Linked DNA regions of Mus musculus: region 2 is linked to region 1. A link is a loop called in an ENCODE intact Hi-C map of the cell type or tissue named here. Cell type or tissue: left cerebral cortex. All regions are shown on one strand. Links, peaks and the distances in the headings refer to the core of each region. The heading gives the core; the rest is flanking DNA. Region 1 has its middle 36 kb from the start of Gm34554. Region 2 overlaps Mirg (miRNA containing gene).

What was found. Peaks named below come from ENCODE experiments on the same cell type or tissue, not always from the same donor. Only the 100,000 strongest peaks of a DNase experiment are listed, where the experiment ranks them.
Region 2: a loop joins it to region 1, with 2.0 times the contacts of the local background. A loop is called at or near these places in 5 of 42 quality-filtered maps.

Annotation. Positions count from the first base shown.
Region 1 is chr12:109,952,786-109,963,866 of GRCm38, forward strand. No RefSeq gene overlaps it. Among named protein-coding and RNA genes, the nearest start is that of Gm34554, 36 kb to the left of the region's middle. In left cerebral cortex, for the core only: a CTCF peak has its summit at 6,143 (motif pointing left); a DNase peak (open chromatin) is centred at 6,128.
Region 2 is chr12:109,749,143-109,760,223 of GRCm38, forward strand. Mirg (miRNA containing gene) reads left to right here. Exons shown (of 8, transcript NR_028265.1): 8 at 1-316. Among named protein-coding and RNA genes, the nearest start is that of Mir3072, 6.8 kb to the left of the region's middle. In left cerebral cortex, for the core only: a CTCF peak has its summit at 1,031 (motif pointing left); DNase peaks (open chromatin) are centred at 809 and 1,535; H3K27ac peaks cover 1,534 bases.

The DNA of each region.
Region 1 (11,081 bases), core at 4,828-7,327:
GCCCTTTCTTTGCACTCTGGACCCCCAAGATGTACCACAGCTCAGCCCCTCGTCTTTGGGCTCAGTCTCTGTTAAAATAGCCTTTCCCTAACTGGATGGTCCACTTTTGTGATCCTCTTCTTCCTCCCTCTGGCAGTGAGGGGACCTTCTCTATAGAGCTGCTTACTTTCTTCAAGTATGCAGCTGACCCTCCAAGTCTACATAGTCCTTAACTTTAAAAAGTATTTATGTATATGTGTGCCTGCATGGCTTTTTGTTTTTTCTTTTCTTTTTATTTATTTTTTTTTTGTACTACACGTTGCAGGTGCCTATGGAGGCCAGAAGAGGGCGCTAGATTCCCTGGAACCGGAGTTGCAGGCAGTTGTGAGCCACCATATGGTGTTAAGAACTGAACCTGGGTCTTCTACAAGAACAAGTGTTTTGAAATGCTGAGCCATCTCCCCAGTGCCTACATTAAAAACAAAAACAAAATAAAACAAAACAAAAACTGGACCAACTAAGTAGAACATTTGTTTGTCTTTGTTCTTCCAGACAGGGTTTATCTGTGTAGCCCTGGCTGTCCTGGAACTCACTATGTAGACCAGGTTGGTCTCAAACTTAGAGATCCACTTGCCTCTGCCTCCCTAGGGCTAGGAATAAAGATGGGCACTGCTGCCACCACCACCTGGCTGCCATTTCTAAAAATGTTATATGTCAGCTGCCATTTAAAAAAAAAGATTTACTTAATGTATATGAGTACAACATCCCTGTCTTCAGACACACCAGAAGAGGGCATCAGACCCCATTACAGATAGTTGTGAGCCACCATGTGGTTGCTGGGAATTGAACTCAGGACCTCTGGAAGAGCAGTCAGTGCTCTTAACCTCTGAGCCATCTCTCCAGCCTGTCAGCTCCCATTTTTAAAAATTTCATACGTGCAGACTTTCTTCTTATCTTCCTGTTCTACGAGATGGGGTTTACTGACCATTCTGGCGCCATTCACACACTAGGCCTCAGTAGTTTAAATCTCAGTAGCCTAGAGCATTCAAGTAAGGGAAGGTATCTACAAAAGTCCATCACAAACACTAGCCATCTCCTGCCAGGATGGTGCTCTCAGGGGAACCCTCTAAAACTAATCCTTGATAGGTAACAAGAAAGGACCACACTTGGGTGGCTCTCCCATCCTATTTGGTATGCCTCTGCTCTAGACAATGAGCCCCAGACTGTCTAAGGCCTACTGCTGCCTGACCTGGGTCACCTGCCTCTACCTTCTTGGCATCACGTATGGCTACTCCTGCCTGGGCAGAGGTGTGGGTGTACAGATGAGGGAATACTCATACCCAGGAAGGGTTTGGCAGGGATAGGAGAATTCTGCTTGCGTGGGGGATATGTGCACATGAGCCTCTTCCCTAAGTGACAGTGGACTGTGTTACTTTAGATGCACCCCTGAAAATCTCTCCCAAAAGGCAGGGAGGAATTCCACGAGACCTGTCTGAAGGTCAGGGACTTGGGGTCCTTCTCATTAAACCCCAGTTCAATTAAGCCACATCGGCACCCAGCACTCTGGGCATCTGGCACCCAGCGCTGTTGTCATCTGTTGTCCAGGAGCCAAGAGTCGCAGCCTAACCTGCAAGGTCAGAGGCACAAGACCTGTGTTAACCCCAAAGCTTTGAGGAGAAAGATCACCAACCTAAGTCATCATGGCCAAATTCATTAAAGCAAGCTTTTAAATTCATGTGCACGGGCTGTCTCCCCCTAAAGGCAGGGTTCCAGAGATCAACACTGGACCTAGGGAAGATAGGGGGGGTTTATAGCTCAGGGGTAGGGGGTTTCCAAATGGGGGATTTAGCAGGCAAAATAGGCAGGATTACAGGAGCAGAACATAGCAAGGCGATGAGAACTCTGTAGTCATAACAACAGGTGGTTCATAACAACCTTTAGAAACAAAGACGAGGCTGTCATTTCCTGAGACAGGCAGTACAGAATCATTTGTAGCTAAGGTTCCAGGTGGGGCATAGCCCAATTCTTGAGAAACAGAGGTTTAATCACGAACAGGAATGAGCCTAACTTGTTTTTACTTTCGGGATGGCTTTTAAGAACATGATGGAGGCAGGCTGGTTTAGCCCTTGAGACTGCTGCGTAGCCATAGAGGAGGGTACTGTACTCTGTGTTCTGCCTTTGCCATTGGGGGGTGGGGGGGCTCAGAGAGAAAGCATGGGAAGGTGAACTGAACCTTGAGCATAAATCTCCTGCCAGGGCCTGGCTCTAGTGCCCAACATAAGCAATATGACCACTCCTCCCTCCACATCCCCCAAATGGGCAGTGGGAAACCCTCTGTCTTCCCAAGGGGCAGTTCTGTGGATTGGAAGGGTGCCCTTGGCTCTCACTGAGGAACCTCCTGAGAAACCATTTCACGAGACTTATCTTGCCCTCCAGCCACTATTGAAGATCTCATCCATCTTAGCTTTCCGTCTCGAGGGAGCTTTTGGGAAGGGAACTCATCTCCCAGGGCCCAGGCTGGGAAGGTTTTGTGCTCTCTAGAGCGCCGGATGACCACTGTCTCTGATGGAGCCATCCCCTAATGAAGCTGTGCAGAGAAGCAGATCCACTCAGACACGGGACAGTTGTCTCCAGGATGGAGAACGCAGCCTGTCCGCTTTCCCCGGGAGTACCACAGATTCCCCGAGTGCCCTGACAGGAACAGTATGCAAGGAACAGCCAAGGCAACCGTGGGTACTGATGGCTTTTCCACTTTTGCTTTGGTGGTCAGGAGTCTCAGAGACAAATTAAAAGTGCCAATCAAAGCCACTGGCCTGCATCTGCTTCTTCCTGTCACTCAGCTCTTCTTCTCCCACACATTTGCTCTCTGGGAGTGCTGGAACATTGTAGTTCACTCATTTCTGCTGAGTCCTCCCTGGAGACCGAGTCAGACCTTCTGACCAAGCACACTCAGTCAGTCGACAGGTTCTCCAGCCTGGGAGTGAGGATTTAAAAAAAAAAGACAATTAGACAAAACTGTAGCAGGACACCAGCTGGTTCTGAGGCCGAGACAGGCTTATTTTTTCCCAATCTGATTTTAATTACATGCAAGTATTAAGGGCGGGCAGTACAACCGAGAGCAAGCAAGACAATAAACACAAATAAATAGTCAAGGAACAAACAAGACAATAAACAAAATCCTGTGGCCACGCCCTCAACCAGTGTTTCTAAGAGCTTATCAGGATCATCGAGATAACTGAGCCTACTTCCCCGTCCTAGCCCAAAGTCATATTCATGCCTGAAGCCTACTTCTTTGCTCCACCCTAAAATCCGCTTCTTGCATGAACTTACTTCCTTGTCATGGCCAAATGTCAGGTTCCTGCCTGATGCCCAATTCCCCGTCCATGGCCAATGTCAGATTCCTGCCAAGCGGCCCCCAAAGGCTCTCCACACCTTCTCAAAGTAATGCTGGGCTTCAGTAATGGCTAACATATACCAGCTATGAAACAGATGCAGCTATATCCCCCGGGGCCCCATGTGGACGGACCGCCAGCCCAAGAAGCGAAGTTTACGGCTTCCTTGACCTCCATTCCCATCCCGGTTCACACCTACAACCTTCCTGACCTCGAAGGTCTTAGGACAACTCTGTCCTCCTAGGGACACACAGGAACCTCCCTTCCAGGATGGAATTTCTGACTCAGATGGTGGGATTTCAGGTCCTGGCATTTTCTTGGGGGTGACTTGGAAGCCAAGTGAAGACAGAGATGGTTCGTTGGTCATATAGCACGATGGTGGTCTGGCCTGCTCAAAGGTGGTGCTCTTTATTCCTCCAGCCCAGAACATCCACACTGAATCCATCCTCAGGTTCCAAGCGAGGTCATTGCCTCCCACGTGGAAGATTCCAGGTAAACACGGGTTGAGTTATCACCATTGACTGTGTGTCTGCTGTCCTGGCTGAACTAAGATGGAAACTGTGGGCAGCTGGGTGTTCTGCCCACCAAACTTCTCAGCAATGTGGGAAGCACCACCCCACGCCAGCCCTCCAGGCCACCCCACAGGGCAGTAAACACTGTGGCCAGACTTCTGGGCGGAAGCCACCAAGCACACAGAGGAAGCCGGCTTGTGAGGAGGCTTTGAAAATGAACTGTTCAAAACAAGACTTGGGGCCTGGAGGTGGCTGAATTGGTGACGTGCAGGCCACACAAGCTTGAGGAGCTGAATGCTGTAAGAAGCCAGGCAGTGTGTACCTGCCACCCCAGCAGAGGAAACGAGAGGATCCCGGGGGCTCACCAGCCAGCCAGGCTAGCGGACCTGGGAGCTCCAGGCCAATGAGAGACCCTTGTCTCCAAAATTAAGGTGGGAAAGTGACTGAGAAAGCATTTGACATTGACCTTTGGCCTACACACACACACACACACATACATACATACACATAAACATACAAACACATGAACACACGCATGAACACATACACACATGAATATGCACACACAAACACATGAACACACACACACACACACACACACACACACACACACGCATGAACATGCACATACATGCAAACACACAAACACATGAACACCCACACACACAGGAGAGGGTAGGGCAGCTGTACAGGCAGCATAAGGGGACAGGGACAGTGGCCTTGGTACATCCATGCTATTGCTCTTGCTGTTGCCCCTGGCTTGCTCTGAGACTCATGGGAAACAGCTCACTCAGCCTAGAAGTGAGGGAGAGTTGTGCTTCCATGTCAGAAAACCTTGGCAGCTTCAGAGTAGCTGGCAAAGCCCAGGAGACACGCGGAGGAGCTCTCTGAGGAGCTGAGGCAAAAAACAAAACAAAACAAAACAAAACAAAAAAACCCAGCTACTGATGTGTAATGACTGCGGGGCCTCCTCAGGAATGTCTCCCCTAACACCCCCTTTTGCTGCCACCTTCCCTCACATGGCTTGTTCTTCTCTCTCTCTCTCTCTCTCTCTGTGTGTGTGTGTGTGTGTCTGTGTGTGTGTGATTGTTTGCAACAGCAGACAGGTGGACACCTCCTAAGGAAAGCCACAGGCTACCCACATGTTCCACCCTGTCCCTTCTGTGTGTGCCAAGCCACAGGGCATCTCTTCTCTCTGAGCCCACCCTGCCTGGGACTGAATACTGAAGAAGACAGGGGGCAGTATCTCAGAGCCCAGATGAGCCTCCTGCCAGGTGGATCCATTGTCTCAGGCTGGGGAGCGGGGGCGTCTAGAACAGGAGCATCAGTGGGAGAGCACCAGGGACCTTGGGACAGGGTAGGGAGACTGAATGCAGATAGATGGCCACTGGGTGCTCATGCCTAAACACCTGGAACTCTCCAGGAATTTGCATACATTCTCTCCCTGCAGACTCTCAAGGGTTCAGGCATGCCCCATTCCACAGAAGAGGAGATTTGCAGAAAGCAAGAGCCCTGCCTGCAGTGAGGCCCACTGTGAGCTAAGTACAGGACACAGGAGAGTGTTAGGCATTGGCCCTAGGAGGTCTGGAATCTGCAGGGGAAGGACATGGGGGACATTGATGCAGGGGTGGGCCTCCTAAGGTCCTCGAGATTTGAGTGCCACCCAGTGTGTATGCAGAAGGGGCGTAGAGGAAGAACAGGGAAACCATTCCTAATTTTCTGTGTGTCCCTGGGTAAGTCACTACCTGTCTCAGGGCCTTGGTTTTGCCATTTGTAAAATGGGTACTGGGACTGGCTAGGATGGAAGACTTCCTGGCACTGCAGTCTAGCAAGGGGGACAGTCAGTGCAGCATAACCCATCCCAGGGCCAAAGCTGAGGCTGAGCGACCTTGATGGAATGTGGAGCACCCTCAAAGCGGCACTGGACACTGGGCTCAGTTTTGGAGATAAAGAAGTAGGCTGGGTAAATTAATCTGAGCCTGTGCGTGCGTGCGTGCGTGCGTGTGTGCGTGCGTGCGTGTGTGTGTGTGTGTGTGTGTGTGTGTGTGTGTGTGTTGGGAGAGAAAGAGATGGAGGGGGGAGTCCAGATGGGTGTGGCTCTGGACATTAGGAGAAAGCCCAGAGTCCAGCACTACCTTGATCCTCACTCACTGTGAGTAAGAGTCTGGTATGCACAGCTCCCTGCCGCAGGGCCTCTGGCGGGAGGAGGGTGGATCCCTGCCAGGTCTCCTGGCTAGCACTGCCCCCCAGTGGCCGTCCTCCGTGCCCAAGGGCCTGGGGCTAGAGTAGATGGTAAACCAATCACAGGGCTCCACTTACCACCCAGGCAGGAGCGCATTTACCCTCTGGGAAAATGAAAACATTTCTGGCCTGAGACCTCCAGACCCACGGAGTTTCGGTCAGCTTGCAAACGGACACTCCACCCTGCCTAGGGGAGAGAGGGGCCGCCTCCGGTACCATACCACCAGGAGCTCAAAGAAAATGACCAGCACCCCAAAGTCCTCCACCTGAAGATACCTCTGCTCTGCCACCAGCTCTTGGTGGCCTCTGCTAAGTCATGCCCTGGCAATAGTTCTCAGTCATTTCCTGAGGGGTGTCAGAGCTCAGAAGCAACATCTTGTGAGCTTAGCACTTCAGGGTCTGATGGTAAGGACCCAGGAGCTGTGTCAAGTGACTTCTCAGCATTCCCCCATGGAGGGACACCCTCGGGCCTCCTCTAACACTGAGGTGAACTAGAGGGGGGAACCCAAACTGAAGCCTCCAAGATTTCCAGAAGCAGGAACCCACCATGTAGCAGTGGGGGCTAAAGGCCAATTCCCACCCAATGGGGCACTTTGTCAGGATCACTGGGGATGAGGGAGTTTTGGGAGCAAAGAGCTTGGCAGTGAGAAGTGGAGGGACCCTCATGGTCAGAGATGCAACAGAGGATGGGGTCAACAGGTAGGGAGAGTTTTCAATGGCTGGTCAGAAGTCAGCCTCCTTTCTGGATTCCTGAGTGGCATGTCAGGTGTCCAGTTATATGCAACTTCCTGATAAGCAGTCATGTTTGGAACATGCTAGCACTAAACACTAGAACCCACACTAACTAGTGATCTGCATTGTTATTTGTTAGATCTGACAGCGATGCTAAGCTTATCTTTCCTTGTTGTGGGGCTTGCCTCTGCTCAGGGCAAACCTCCCTTCTCAGGTTGTTGGGTCTAAAGGGTCTGGAGAGCCCATTGCCTGGATCCTGCAGATGACCTCAGTCTGCAAGGCCATCCAAATGAGAGGGAGTGTCAGCTCAGACCCTGGCCATCTGTTGTGTGTGAGGAGCTGGCCCCTCAGGTGTTTGGTGTGGATATTCCCTTCTATTAGGTCCAAATAGGGAAGGCTTAAAGAGCACTCCGGGGTCTCTGCTTCCTTAGTGAATCTTAGATCTTACCTCCTGGGTGTTGCTCCAGGTCCTTCAGGTAACCCCATATCTCTGCCCCCCACCCCCCACCCCATGCCAACAGGAAAAAAGTCCATTTGGTGGTTACATCCTAGGGCAGCTGCCTGAGTTCGAGACCCCAGACCTGGAGTGGTGAGCCTATGCACTTGCATGCAGCCAGCACGCCCTTGGAAAGAAGATCGATGGACAGCCTCTCCTGGGGACAGAGGTGCACAGCAGGAGGGATGGTCATCTCCCTTGTCTACTGATACACTCGCAGAACCTGGTAGGCCCCGAGGCACACCCTGATGCTCTCCCTGTCTCCTAACCCCACCACGGCCTCCACAAAGAGTTCCCAGTCTAGCAGGGTATTGTCAGGTCAGGGTTGCTCATGGAGGACAAGAGAGATTGCTTCACACTCTCCTGAGGCAGGCCTTGGGCAGTGGGATTTTCCCTCACTGCTTCTAGACTCAGGGAAAGGCACAACAAGAAACCTCTGTGGCCTCTGACTTGATCAGTCTCAGGGATCAGAAGAAGAAGGGGTAGAGGGGGAACGGCATGGCAGCCAAAAGAACCCCAGGGTCACCATGAGGCCTGTGGAGCAGGCCAGAAAGCCCATGTGCATAGGAGCAGAGGGTCTTGTGGTCTTCATCACAGCTCACTGCAAAGCTCAGTCACACTACAGAAGAGATTACTCTAAGGACACATTCATGCATGAATGAAAACCTGCGTTCCATCCCTAGAACCCATTCGAAAAGTACAGCTCTGGTGGCAAACACCCTTGTAATGCCTGCCCTGGAGGAGTGAGAAAATCCCTAGGGCTCGCCAACCAGCAGCCTGACTAAATCAGTGGGCTCCATGTTCACAAGCAACATGAATGACTCCTGAGAACAGTGTTCAAGATTGGTGTCTGGCCTCCACGCTCGTGTTCACAAATGTGCATGCACACACTTATACATGCACACGAACACACATGCCTTCCACATGTGTGTGCACACAACACACACACACACACACACACAGATATTCAAAGACAGAGAGGGAGGAGGGAGGGAGGGAGGGAGGGGAGAAAGGAGGAAGAGAGGGACAGAGAAAGAGAAGGAGGGAGAGATAGATATGTAAATAAATTAAATACTACAGAACATCTTGCAGACAAGTAGGTAAATGTGAACACAATATCTGTGTCTTAGTTAAAATAGTCATCACATCACAGCGAGGAAGCATAACTGTGACACACGCTGTGATGCAGATGTCCTTTTCCTCCTAGGCCAGCAGCCCAGGACACAGGGGACTTTGTGGCATATTCTGGGACCAGCAGAAGTGCGCACACACCCTTGTGAAGCATACAGCCAAGCTGTGAGTGCCTACGCACCCCACCACTCACTCTGCTACAACCCTTAGCACTGACTGCCTGGACAGTTGGCCACTAAGTCTAGCTGCAGTCTAAACAGAAAGAGAGATGGGATACATTTCTGAGAAGGAGTGGGTGACATCTTGACCCCATTAGAAAGACAGAAAAGTTGGCTCTCAGGTTTACACTTTGGGCTGTGGCTAAGGATGACCATACCCTGCCAAGAAGTTGCTGAAGTAACCCAGGGCACAGTGGAGGGGTCAAGAAAGAAGAAAGGGAACATGAGAAAGAGTGGGCTTATAGGTTAGCTGTGCTTCTTTGTGGGCCTGGTAAGCCCAGACACAGTTGAGGATCTCAGGATAGCCAGTGAGCGCTGAGAAGCTGGGTCTAGACTCGGGGATGCAGAGACTATGGCAAGTCCTGCTCCTGAATGAATCACAAAAGCTGAGTCCAGTTTTCCGAGGAACATGTCCCTTGGCACCTGTAGAGAACACACCCAGTCCCTGGTCTTACCTTGGAGGAATAATTGAACACTCTTCTCCCCATCTCTAACTTTCCATCTCCTTCCTCCCTCTTTCTAGACCTCCACTTTATTTTAAAGTGCCATGGCTCAAACCCATGGTTTTGCACGTTCTAGGCAGATCTTCTATCAGCAGGCACAATTCTCAGCTTTTGAGAGACGGGGTCTCCCTCTATATCCCAGGCTAACCTTGAACTTATGATCCTCCTTGATCAGCCTCCCAAGTATCTGAACCTAAGGATGTATGCCTCCAAGCCTTCCCACCTCTACCTAGAAATGGAGAAAATCTGTACTGAAAACTTTAAGTAAAGAATGAATTAATTGCCCTGGTGGTCCAGCATCCTGAAAGAACCAAGTTATTTAATCAAAAAGACCGCTCTTTCACTTCAGGAGCCAAATGCAACAGAGTGTCCTGAAAAGATTATGATGGTAACCAGCATAAAAGCAGGCCACCTTCTTGTGAACAGTGCCAGCTTTTCCAGGGTGTCCCCTGTAACCCAGTTCTGCCTGCTCTTCTTCTCTGGGTTATTCTTCACCTGTCTAGAAAGCAAAGACCTCTCCAACTCTGTCACTGTCAGGCACAGGAAAGGGAAGGTCACAAGGAGTCATTCAATTAGCAGGTAATTGGTGGAGAAAAGTCCAGCGCGTCGTTCACAGGAGCTCAGAACATTTACTTTGGGTGGGAGTGGGGGTGGGGGTGGGGTGGGGTTGAGTGAACTATGAAATGTTGCTTTCTTTCTCCCAACTAGCTGTGAGTTTTCTGCAGCCAGAGATCAAGTCATGGCTTCCAGGGAGAACAGCCTCTGGTCCCCCGTCCACACACAGTTGAGAAGAGGATGGATACAAGATGGATACATTGTATCTGCTAATAGCTGACTGTATCCAACACTGTCTGCTAAATACAAAGTTTCCAATAAACCACTTGGGTCAAAGGGGATAGTACATCATCTCTTTCCAACAAACTAACTGTTTCCCCAGCTATTCAGAGATTTGTGTCCACTAGCCACTCCACAGACTGTGGCTTGTATGTCAGGGGCTTCAGGTAGAAGCCTAGCTGGTTTCTGAGGCGTAAGTAGTTCACAAGAGACACTTGATGAACAAATGAAAAAAATCAGCAGGGGGAAAACCCTTATCTCGGGCTACATTGTGCCCATCTGCCTGCTTCCCTAAGACCACAGCTGCAAGACTGCAGGAGACAAGGTTGATTTTTCATCCCTTAAGGCTGGCGCGATGCTTAATGTTCAATACGTTCTCTCTTTTCTTGTCTCTTCTTTTCCTTTTGATATCTGGGATCAAACCCAGGACCCTCCACATGCTGAAGATTCTTCCCCAGTACAATACACATTTCTTGGCTGAATGAATGAATGAATGAATGCTTTCCTATAAAGGCAGGTGTATTCCATCCTTTCTACAATGCAGATCACCAGGAGCTGGGAGGATCCTTACCAGTCCAGTCTGATGAGAACTTCCCAAAGGATCCTGCCTGGGCCTGATGCACATCCTCTCTCCATGCTTCCTAAAAGTTTAGCAGGCAAAAGTATACCTAAGGCTCTGACTCTTCTTCCTGGCCCTCTCTTCCAGTCTTGGAGCTAGCATTTTGTGTCCCTGGTTCCAGTGTTCTGAGCTCCCACTGTGGCTGTACACAGGCAGCTGAGGCCACAGCTATTGGTATATCGCATGTCTTGTGCTCTGAGAACCCAGTTCCTGAGAGGTGCCATTGGAACCCCGAAAGGCAAATTACCAAGTGGCATTTTCCTGCTCCCATCTCCCCTTCAGGTGCCTCGGGTCTTTTGAGCTGATCATTGAGGTTCCCTAATAGAGCCCCACGGAGAGAAGGTCTCAGCAAGGATGGAAAAGTTGCTCCTGATACAGGTGGCCAAGGCTCACCGATCTGGGAGAGTGTCCCATCCCTGTCTTG
Region 2 (11,081 bases), core at 1-2,500, 210 kb before region 1:
ACAACCGACAACAAAGATGTTTGACTCCAGAAGATGCTCCCCGCGGCCCACCTGAGAGGACTGTCCACACCCCACCCCACTGCGCCCTGTGCCATCTACCTCTGAGTCCCCAACTTCTCACCCATGTTTCAACTCCCACCCCAGAGCCTTGTATTCCAGATCTGAGCAGCCCTTGCTTAGGAACCTGAGGTGGGGGGTGGGTAGGCAGACCCAGGGGACTGAGCAGGGAGGGGAAGGAGGGGTTTCTGCTCTTGGCTTTCAAAGTTCTCAGTGTGTGTAGCCCTTTGAATAATAAACATATGTCATATAATGTAAATATGCTTGCGTGTCTGTATTCAGAGGGACTTTTGTTAAGTGGCACATGGGGGTTAACAGTGTGGTCTGGTCTCCTTCAAGAGGGACCTCTTGGGATGTCTCTGGTCTCTGTCGTCAGTCCTTGGCTGAAAGCAAACATCCAGAAGCAGGGGTTCACACCTGGATTCCTGGCCCCCTCCCCCCCACACACACACACACTACCAGCCCCATAGTCTGATTCAAGTGCCGGGGACATGAAAAGATACCCTTTTCTATCCTTCTAGGGTCTCATGAGCCCCACCCCCTTCCAGCTCCATCTGTACAAGCTGAACCCCCTAGGGCAGAGGCCAGATCCTGGGATACAGCCTGTGCCCACGCGCCTCTCATTGCTGGGCCTCAGCTTGGTCACGACTCGGCAGGGTTGACTCAGACAGAGCCCGGAGCAGGAGACTCATAAATTACATAATTACCCATGAAACCTGCCGCCACCGCTCTCTCCAGCCGGGAGGGACACGCTCCGCTCAGGCTCTGGCCGGCAGTGACTCACTGTTCTCCCCAGAGCCTCTGCCCGCCCACCCACACAGCCACCTCATCTGGGCTAGCTGGGCAGGAGGAGGGGGACCTGGACTCCATCCCCCCTTCTTCCTGTTGTCAAGACAAAGGCAGGCAGGCAGGCAGCCCCCGTCTTGCTGAGAGGGCTTAGGTGGGGGCACCTGCCCCTCTAGCGTCCCTCTGCAGCCCCCTGGTGGCACTTCTCATAGATGGCTGCTTGTGACACAGGAGGAAACTGAGGCTTGGGAGATAGCCTGTCTCCTGTCCCTCCTGTAAGGTGGCTTTGATTACAGCTAATCAGACCAGCAGAGAGACCCTTGAAGTCTCCAGCTACCCCCATCCCCTTAAGACTTCTAGCTCAGACTTCTAGCTCCTTCCCCAGGTCTCTTAGGTAGAAACTGAGTGCACCTTTGAAAAACAGTTCAAAAATGATCATGCACTTGACAGACATGACAGGCAGAAGGTGGCCTTTCCAACCCACATGGGATAGGGTGAGGTGGGGGGCTCCCCAGCAGAAGGACACCAGTATATAGGAGAAATAGCTCAGCCAGTAAGGTACTTTCCATGCAAGCATAAGGACCTGAGCTCAGAGCCCCAGGACCCATGTAAAAGGGCAGTCACAGTAGTATGTACCTGTACAGTCTATAACCTCAGCATGCTGGGAAGCAAGGACAGAGAGATCTCTGAGCTCAATGGCCAGCCAGCTTAGCCAAGTCAGGAATCTCCAGACTGTGTGTGAGAGAAATGTCTCACACACACACACACACACACACACACACACACACACACACACACACTAAAATCGTGTGGAGAACCATTAAAGTGCCTGCTGACAGGAGCCTGGTATGGCTGTCCCCTGAGAGGCTCTGCCAGAGCCTGACCAATACAGATGCAGATGCTCACAGTCAAGTGTCAGATTGAACACGGGGTCCCCAATGAAGGAGTAGGGAAGAACCCAGGAAGAACAACAAAATCAACCAACCAGATACCCCTCCTCCCAGCTCCCAGGGACTAAACCACCAACCAAAGAGTACACATGGAGGGACCCATGGCTCTAGCTGGATATGTAGCAGAGAGGATGGCCTTATCTGGCTGGCATCAATAGGTGGGGAGGCCCTTGGTCCTGTGGAGACTCGATGTCCCAGCGTAGGGGAATAATAGTAAGGAGGAGAGGGTAGGAGTGAGTGGGTGGTTTGGTGAGCACCCTCATAGAAGCAGGGGGAGGGGGTTGAATGGGAGCTTCCAGAGGAAAAACTGGGACGGGCATAACATTTGAAATATAAATAAATAAAATAACCAAAAAAAAAAGTATTAGTGCCCATGTCTAAGTCAGAGTCTGATTCTCACAACCCACATGGTAGAAGCAGAGAACTGATGTCAGCACACCGTCCTCTGACCTCCTCCGTATGCTTGCTTTGACATGCATGCACACAAGATAAACAAACAAATGCAACGTGAAGATTTGTGAAAGCTCACGGTGATGGAAGGCACCTCATGTCAATCAACCCTGACCTCCACGTGCACGATCGCATGCGCACACACACACTCAATTAGAGAAGAAAGTGGTGTCTGACGCTGGATAGACGGCTCAGTGGCTACACCCATGCCTTATTTCAGAAGACCCAGTTTGATTCCCAGTACCCACATTAAATAAAAATAAGCCCAGCAGCTGAAGAACCTAAGTTTAAAAAAAAATAAACAAAATAAAATGCATCTTTAAAAATAAAGAAATGAATAAGTAGATAAAGCCTGCCTGCCTGACTGTATAGACTTCAGGGCTCTCCTTGTGTTATCCTCCACCGGTATTTCTGGCTTTCTCATCTCAGCCTCAGTTTCCTTAGGTACACATTGGGATCAACTCCATCCTCCTCACAAACAGGATAACTAAGGGGAAATTTTTTTGGCAGTGCTTTAGGCTTTCTTTGACTTGAGGGCTCCCTCCAAGGCTCTTCTTGAGTTGGGCACCCCCTTTAAGGTTCTCATTGGGTTGTGGCTCCCTCCAAAGCTCTTACTGACTTGACAGTTCCACCCCAAATCTCTCACTGAGTTTAGGATACCCTCTTTAAGGTTAATTCATAGACTGTTACAACCCCCACCCCTCAGTCCAGAATCAGACAACAGTGTCCCTTGACTCCTCACGAAAACACAGAGTCGAATTTTGAAGCTTGCCTATATCCGGTGACTGTGCACTCCCAAGCCATCTTCCCAAGATACCCTTCCAAAGTACCCCTAGCAAGGGACAGAAACCCTCAAACAGAAAAGACACTATGCTCCAATCAGCATCTGGGTTCCAACTAAACCTCCTTGGATGGTTCTGGGGGAGCAGGCGATCCCCCAGCGGTAGACCTGGGCCATCAAGAGACCCTCCCAGGCAGATAGAAAGATGGCCCAGTGGTAGAACTATCCAGTGCTTCCTAATACCCTGAGTTCAATCCCCAAAGCCATGATTTTTTTAAGGGCTGATGTGCACCTGAGGACCAAGATTTCTGTGGGGGAACCCTAGATGAGGTCGGAAGGTGCAGAGTAACCCAGGATGTAGGCAGAGCATCTGATGACAAGAATGGAGAGGGGCTCAAAAAATGGAGACAAGTGTGTACTGTGTCAGAAACTGGGTTAGAAGAAAGGGACAGGGTTCAGGTGAAGGGGTTAGGAATGTGGCCCAGAGGGTAGAGTGCTTGCCTGGCATGCATGCAGCTCTGGGTTCAATCCTTAACACTGCATAAAGTGGGAGTGTGGCTAACACAGAGAATTCCAGAACTCTGAAAGCTAAAGGAAGAAAGGTCAGATTCATCTTTGGTTGCAGAGCCAGCTCAAGGACAGCTGGTGTTACATGAAACCCTTGCTGGAAAAATTAGATAGATAGATAGATAGATAGATAGATAGATAGATAGATAGATAGATAGATGATAGATCAGACAGACAGACAGAAAGAGATAAATATAGATAGAGAAATAAAAATAGAGAAACAGATGACAGGTAGGTAGAGAAATATAGATGATAGATATGGTAGATCGATTGATAGATTAGATAGATAGATAGATAGATAGATAGATAGATAGATAGATAGATAGATAGATATGACTGACAGATAGGTAGATAAATATAGGTGATAGATAGAACCCCTTGGGTTCTTGGGACCGGAGGCCATGTTGGGTGTGGTGTCCAGCAGGCAGCAGATGCTCCCTCATCTCTAGGTCTCTTAGCCTTCTTTTGCTTTCCTGACTTACCCTATGCCTGATGCAGACACCAGCAACACTATACCTGGAACAGAGCTAGGATCAGAGTGTACCACTGGACACTTTCTTATGGAAAAAGAGGATTGCTAACAGAACCCTAGGTGGGGAGTGAGCGATCTCAGGTTAAGGGACACGGGGTCCCCAGGACCTAACCACTAAGGGAGTTGTTATTTCTTCCCTGCTTGTTGCCATAGTCCCCTGCATTTTCCTTCTATGTTGACAATTTCCTTGGCAGATCTAAAAGGAAGAGGTATTCCTCATCCATAGTGGGGCTGTGCCTGGGTTTTCAGGCTGCTGGTTCCCTGGGCTTGGGGCAAAGATGATGCAGTCCACACCTCAGTATCTGTTTCAGGAGAATTAATCACTTTCCTCTTGCTGGTCCTGTGTGTGCACAGCACACACATATATGTATACATATATACATATAAGAATATGCATACATATACATGCACATGTACTTATACACACATATATGTATATATTTACATATACATATATACATGCATGCATATATGTACATGTATAAACTCATATATACATGACACATATATGTATATAAATATACACACACATATATATATACATACACACACACATATATATGTATATGTGTGTGTTGCCCATGCATGTCCATGTAGAAACCTGACAAGGTCAGGTGTCTGCCCTGTCACTCTTGTCTTGTTCCCTGATTTCAGTCATGTGGGCTGGCCAGCAAGCCCTAGCTGTCCTCCTATGTCCACTCTGTCAGTGCTGTAGCTTCAGGTGTGTGCTGCCCTGCCTAGCTTTTATGTAGACACTGGGATTTGAACTCAGGTCCTCACGCTTGCACAGCAAACATTATACTCGCTGAGCCCCCTCCTCAGCCTTCACCTGAAAATCTTCCATGTCACCTGGGACAGGTATACAAAACAGATATACAAATCAAACATTCATTGAGACAAGGTCTCAGGACATAGCCCAGGCTGCCCTGAAACTCACAGTGTACCAGGCTGGCCTCCAACTCACAGAGCTACCCCTGTCTCCATCTTTTGAAAGGCATGTGCCACCGTGTCCAGGTAAATCATAAAGTTTAAAAAAACACTTTGCTGTACATATTTTGCCAATTCATTAAACATTAAATATTATGGCAAATTTGCATAACAATGAGATAGATTTTTAAAAATATATATATAAATAATTAAATATTGGCTGAATATTTGACCCTTCAGGACAAAGAGCCTCTTCAACAGAGTTGGTGGCTACTTTTTAAATTAATTAATTAATTTTTTACTTATTCACTTTGCATCCCATTCACTGCCCTCTCCCCATCATCCCCTCCCACAATCCTCCCCCCATCTCCTCTCCCCTTCTCCTCTGAGCAGGTAGAGCCTCCCCTAAGTGGTCCCTCAAGTCTCTGCAAAGCTAGATTCATTCTTCCCACTGAGGCTAGACAAGACAGCCCAGCTAGAAGAACATATTCCACATACAGGCAACAGCTTGGGGATAGCCCCTGCTCCAGTTGTTTGGGACCCACATGAAGACCAAGCTGTGTACCTGCTACGTATGATTGGGGACACCTAGGTCTAGTCCATGTATGTTCTTTGGTTGATGGTTCAGTCTCTGGAGCTGGTGGATATTTTGATCTCAGAACCATCAAAGCTGAGACTACCGCTTCACATGGATACACGGTACAGAATGTATTTAGAGCCTTTCCCAAGCCAAAATCCATTTAAAGATTTTTTCTGAAAAAAATAAAATAAAAATCAAGTGAGCCACTCAAATGACCGTTTTAAAAATCAAATATTGTAGCACAATAGACTCCAAAGGTTCACTAATTTGATGCACACTGAGAAACATGACAAGGAAAACCCTCCAAGTCTTCGATTTCCCTAATTAAGCCATTACATTTCCATAGAAGCAGGACGCTCTGTATGAGCAGCCAAACACTGCAGGCCACTGCATATAGTAGTCTTGAACCGAGGCCCCGGGGAGGCTTTTGTTGATGTTGCATGGTGAGACAGCTTGTGCTGAGAATAAGTTTGTGTGTTCAGATCAAGGGTGCAGTGAAGTCCTGGGACACAGCATGGGTGAGCGCTGCCAGAAACAGGCGGAATTACTGTGGATTTGAGTTTGAATGATTTTTCTGTCCTGGTGCATGTATAAGCCTTAAATGGTGCCTTTTTTTTTTTTTTTTTTTTTTTTTTTTGGTCACCATCCCAGTTAATCACGCGACTCCATATGGGGTCCCAACACAGTTGCTAGGTGCTATGCATCCGTGTGATCCACACACCAACTGTAGAGCCAGTGGACTCCTCTCCCAGGTACCCCACCTTCCTCTGAGTCCCACGATGACAGGAATGTGCTACTCCCCAGCAGAACAGCAGGCTGGGAAACAGCAGGAGTGAGTCCCAGCAGCCTTCTGGCAGTGCTACACCATGTCTGGCTTGGGGTAGTGAGGAAGTGGCTGTATATGTATGTATGTGTGTATGTGTGTATGTGTGTGTGTGTATATATATATATGTATATATACATATACTATATATATATATGTATGTGTGTGTGAATATATATGTGTGTGTGTGTATACATGTACATATATACATATATGTTTATATGTATATTTACATATACTTATATACATGCACACATATGTACATTCATACACACACATATATATACACACATATATGCATATAAACATACACATATACATACAAATACACACACACACACACACACACATATATATATATATATATATATATATATATATATATATATATATACACACACACACACATACATACACACACATATATTATATGTATATATACCCATGCATATATACCCAGGCAGGCCTACCTGCAAGACATCCTTTTGGTTCCTTATCCCTGGCATCTGGCAACAGTCCACTGTCTCCTTTTCTAGAGGAAGCCAATTCTACATGGAGCTCCCTGACAAGGCCAGCAAGGGTGGTGGCTGGGAGCTGCCCAGGGCTGACATGGTGCAAAGGTCAAGTCACAAGAACCTTCAAAGACCTCAGTCTGGCTCAGCAGCTGGGCAGGAAAGGAGCTGCTGGACAGAGCACTTGGGTCAGAAAGGGCCTGATGGAGTTTTCTCCAGGAAAGCTTAAAGGTTCTCCCTGGGTGAGTAAGGATTGTGAACCTGGGTGGACCAGAGGACTTGCCAATGTGACCGTTGATGCTCAGGGACTTAAGGAAATGCACCAGGGTTTCATGAGTGTTCTTTTGGCCTAGGACTACTGAATACTCAACTGGGGTGGGGTAGCTAGGATGATCACCGGGGAAAGGGGTGATGGAGGATGAAAAATTGATGTTTGAGGATGGTAGAGGATGTATAATCTGAAGGTGGCCTTCAGGGAGAGCCTGGCTTGCCAGAGACCATCACTATACCTGACCTGTAGCAGCAGGGATCAGGGAGGGGGACCAAGGACACTGGCTTCCAGCTAGGGCTTCTGGCTGAGAACTATGGAAGGTCCTCATGGAACAATGCCTCTCCACTGAGGAAGGTCATATCAGAGCTTTTCGTCTTTGGTCCCCACCTCAATGTGTCAGAAATGGGGGTAGATGGTATCCTGGAAGCCATGTGACATACTTTTTACATCTACTTCTCAGCAATATTATTGACAAGATCATCCATTCCCTGATGTATTCCCTGATGCTCTCTGCAACCTCCAACACCCATGGATTACTTTCTAGACTTTCTTTAGTGGCTCACTGGGCGAGGAGTTCTGTCTCCATGCTACACCCTTTTGATTGTTATAACTTTGCCATATGATTTAAAGTTAGGTAGTGTACTGGCTAGTTTTGTGTCAACTTGACACAGCTGGAGTTATCACAGAGAAAGGAGCTTCAGTTGAGGAAATGCCTCCATGAGATCCAACTGTAAGGCATTTTCTCAATTAGTGATCAAGGGGGAAAGGCCCCTTGTGGGTGGGACCATCTCTGGGCTGGTAGTCTTGGTTCTATAAGAGAGCAGGTTGAGCAAGCCAGGTGAGGCAAGCCAGTAAAAAACATCCCTCCATGGCCTCTGAATCAGCTCTTGCTCCTTCGCCTACTTGCTGTGTGAGACTGAGTAACTGCTAGATCCTTGGACTTCCGTTCACAGCTGCGACTGAACCATTGTTGGGAATTGGGCTGCCGACTGTAAGTCATCAATAAATTATTTTACTATATAGAGACTATCCATAAGTTCTGTGACTCTGGAGAACCCTAACTAATACAGGTAGCATGATGCATTCAGGTTAGATCTTGATGCTCAAGATTGCTTTGATTAGTTCAAGATTTGAGTTTTTGTTTCGGCTTTTGCTTGTTTTCTTTTTTTCCCCAAGTCTTCAATCTTTCTTTTTTTTCTTTTCTCTTTTTCCTTTTTATTTATTTATTTTATTACACATTTGATTCTTTACATCTCAAATGGTATCCCACTTCTTGGCTATCCCTTCACCAACTCCCATCCCTCACCCACTCTCCCCCCTCCCCTTTGCTTGTATGAGGCTGCTCCTTCATCCACCTACACTTTCCTGCCCCACTGCTCCAGCATCCCCCCATGCTGGGGCATCAATCTCCCCAGGACCAAGGGCCTCCCCTCCCATTGCTGTCAGGCAAGGCCATCCTCTCCTACACATGTATCTGAAGCCATGGATCCCTCCAGGAACACTCCTTTGTTGATGGTCTAATCTCTGAGAGAACTGGGTGGTCAGACCAGCCTATATTGTTCTCCCAAAGGAGTTGCAATCTTGCTCCACTCCGCCACTCCTTCCAGCTCCCCCACCAGGTTCCCTGAGCTCAGTCTGATGGTTGGCTCCAAGCACCCACATGTGCATTGGTCAGTTGCTGGCTGAACCTCCCAAGAAACCACCACACCAGGTTCCTGTCAGCAAGCACCTCTTAGCCATGGCAACAATGTCTGGGTTTGGTTTCTGCAGACATGATGGAATCCCCAGGTGGGGCAGTTCCAGGTTGGCCCTTCCTTCAGTCTCTGTTCCATTTTTTGTCCCCTGTTCTTCCTTTGGACAAGAACATTTGTGGGTTAAAAACTTTGAGATGGGTGGGTATCCCCATCTCTTGACCAGGGGCCATGCCTTTCTACTGGAGGTAGTCTCTACAGGTTCTATCTTCCCATTCTCTGTGAATTTCAGCTAAAGTCATCCCTGTTGGGTCCTGGGAGCCTCACGTTTCCCTGGTGTCTGAGACCCTCCAGTGGCTATTCCCAGTACCTCATTCCCCCTGATACATATGTTTGTTCGGTTTCCTGACCGTCTATTCCTCTCTCACATCTCTTCTAGTTCCTAATACTGCCTCCTTATTTCCTCTCCCTCCCAGGCCCTCCTCTCCCTCCACCTCCCATGATCATCCTGTTCCCCCACAAAGTGCAGGACTGAAGCATCCACACCCTAGTCTTTCTTCCTTCTAAGTTCCATATGGTCTATGGATTGTATAATGGGCATTGTGAGCTTTTGGGCAAATCCACTTATCAGCGAGTACACACCATGTGTGTTCTTTTGAGTCTGGGTTACCTCACTCAGGATGATATTTTCTAGTTCCATCCATTTGCCTGTGAATTTCATGCAGTCATTGTTTTTAATCACTGTGTAATACTCCATTGTGCAAATGTGCCACATTTTCTGTATCCTTTCTTCTGTTGAGGGACAGCTGAGTTGATTCCAGTTTCTGGCTATTATAAATAAGACTGGTATGAACATAGTGGAGCATGTGTCCTTGTTATATGTTGGAGCATTCTTTGGGTATATGCCCAGTAGTAGTATAGCTGGGTCTTCATATAGAACTACTTCAAATTTTCTGAGGAACCACCAGACTGATTTCCAAAGTGGTTTTACCAGCTTGCAGTGCCACCAGCAATGGAGGAGTGTTCCTCTTTCTCCACATCCTCACCTGAGTTTTTGATCCTAGGCATTCTGATTGGTGTGAGGTAGAATCTCAGAGTCGTTTTGATTTGTATTTCCCTGATGATGCTGAACATTTCTTTAAGTGATTCTCAGCCATTCGTGATTCCTCGGATGAGAATTCTATATTTAGCTCTCTACTCCACTTTTTAGTAGGGTTATTTGGTTCTGAGGAGTCTAGCTTCTTGAGTTCATTGGATATTTTGGATATTAGCCCTCTATCGGATGTAGGGTTGATGAAAATCTTTTCCCAATCTATGGGTTTCTGTTTTGTTCTATTGACAGTGTCCTTTGCTTTACAGAAGCTTTTCAGTTTTATGAGGTCCCATTTGTTGATTGCTGATCTTAAAGCATAAGCCATCGATGTTCTGTTCAGGAAGTTTTCTCCTGGGCCCAAGTATTCGAGGCTCTTCCTCGTTTTCTCTTCTTTAAGTTCAGCCTATCTGGTTTTATGTGGAGATCCTTGATCCACTTGGGCTTGAACTTTGTACAAGGAGATAAGAATGGATCAATTTGCTTTCTTCAACATGCAGACTGCCATCACCATTTGTTGAAAATGCTGTCTTTTGTCCACTGGATGGTTCTAGCTTCTTTATCAAAGATCAAGTAACCATAGATGTGTGGGTTCATTTCTGGTCTTCAATTCTATTCCATTGATCTACCTGCCTGTCTCTGTACCAATACCATGCAGTTGTTATCTTTATTTCTCTATAGTACAGCTTGAGGTCAGAGATGCTGATTTCTTTCCCAAGTTCTTTTATTGTTGAGAATAGTTTTCCCTATCTTGGGTTTCCTGTTATTCCAAATGAATTTGAGAATTGCCCTTTCTAACTCTATGAAGAATTGATTTGGAATTGTGATGGGGATTGCACTGAATCTGTAGATTGCTTTCGGTAAAAATAGCCGTTTTTGCTATATTAATCTCACCAATCCATGAGCATGGGAGATCTTTCCATCCTCTGAGGTCTTCTTTGATTTCTTTCTTCAGGGATTTGACATTTTTGTCATACAGATCTTTCACTTGCTTGGTTAGTCATACCAAGATATTTTTTATTATTTATGACTATTGAGGAGGGTGTTCTTTCTCAGCCCTTTTA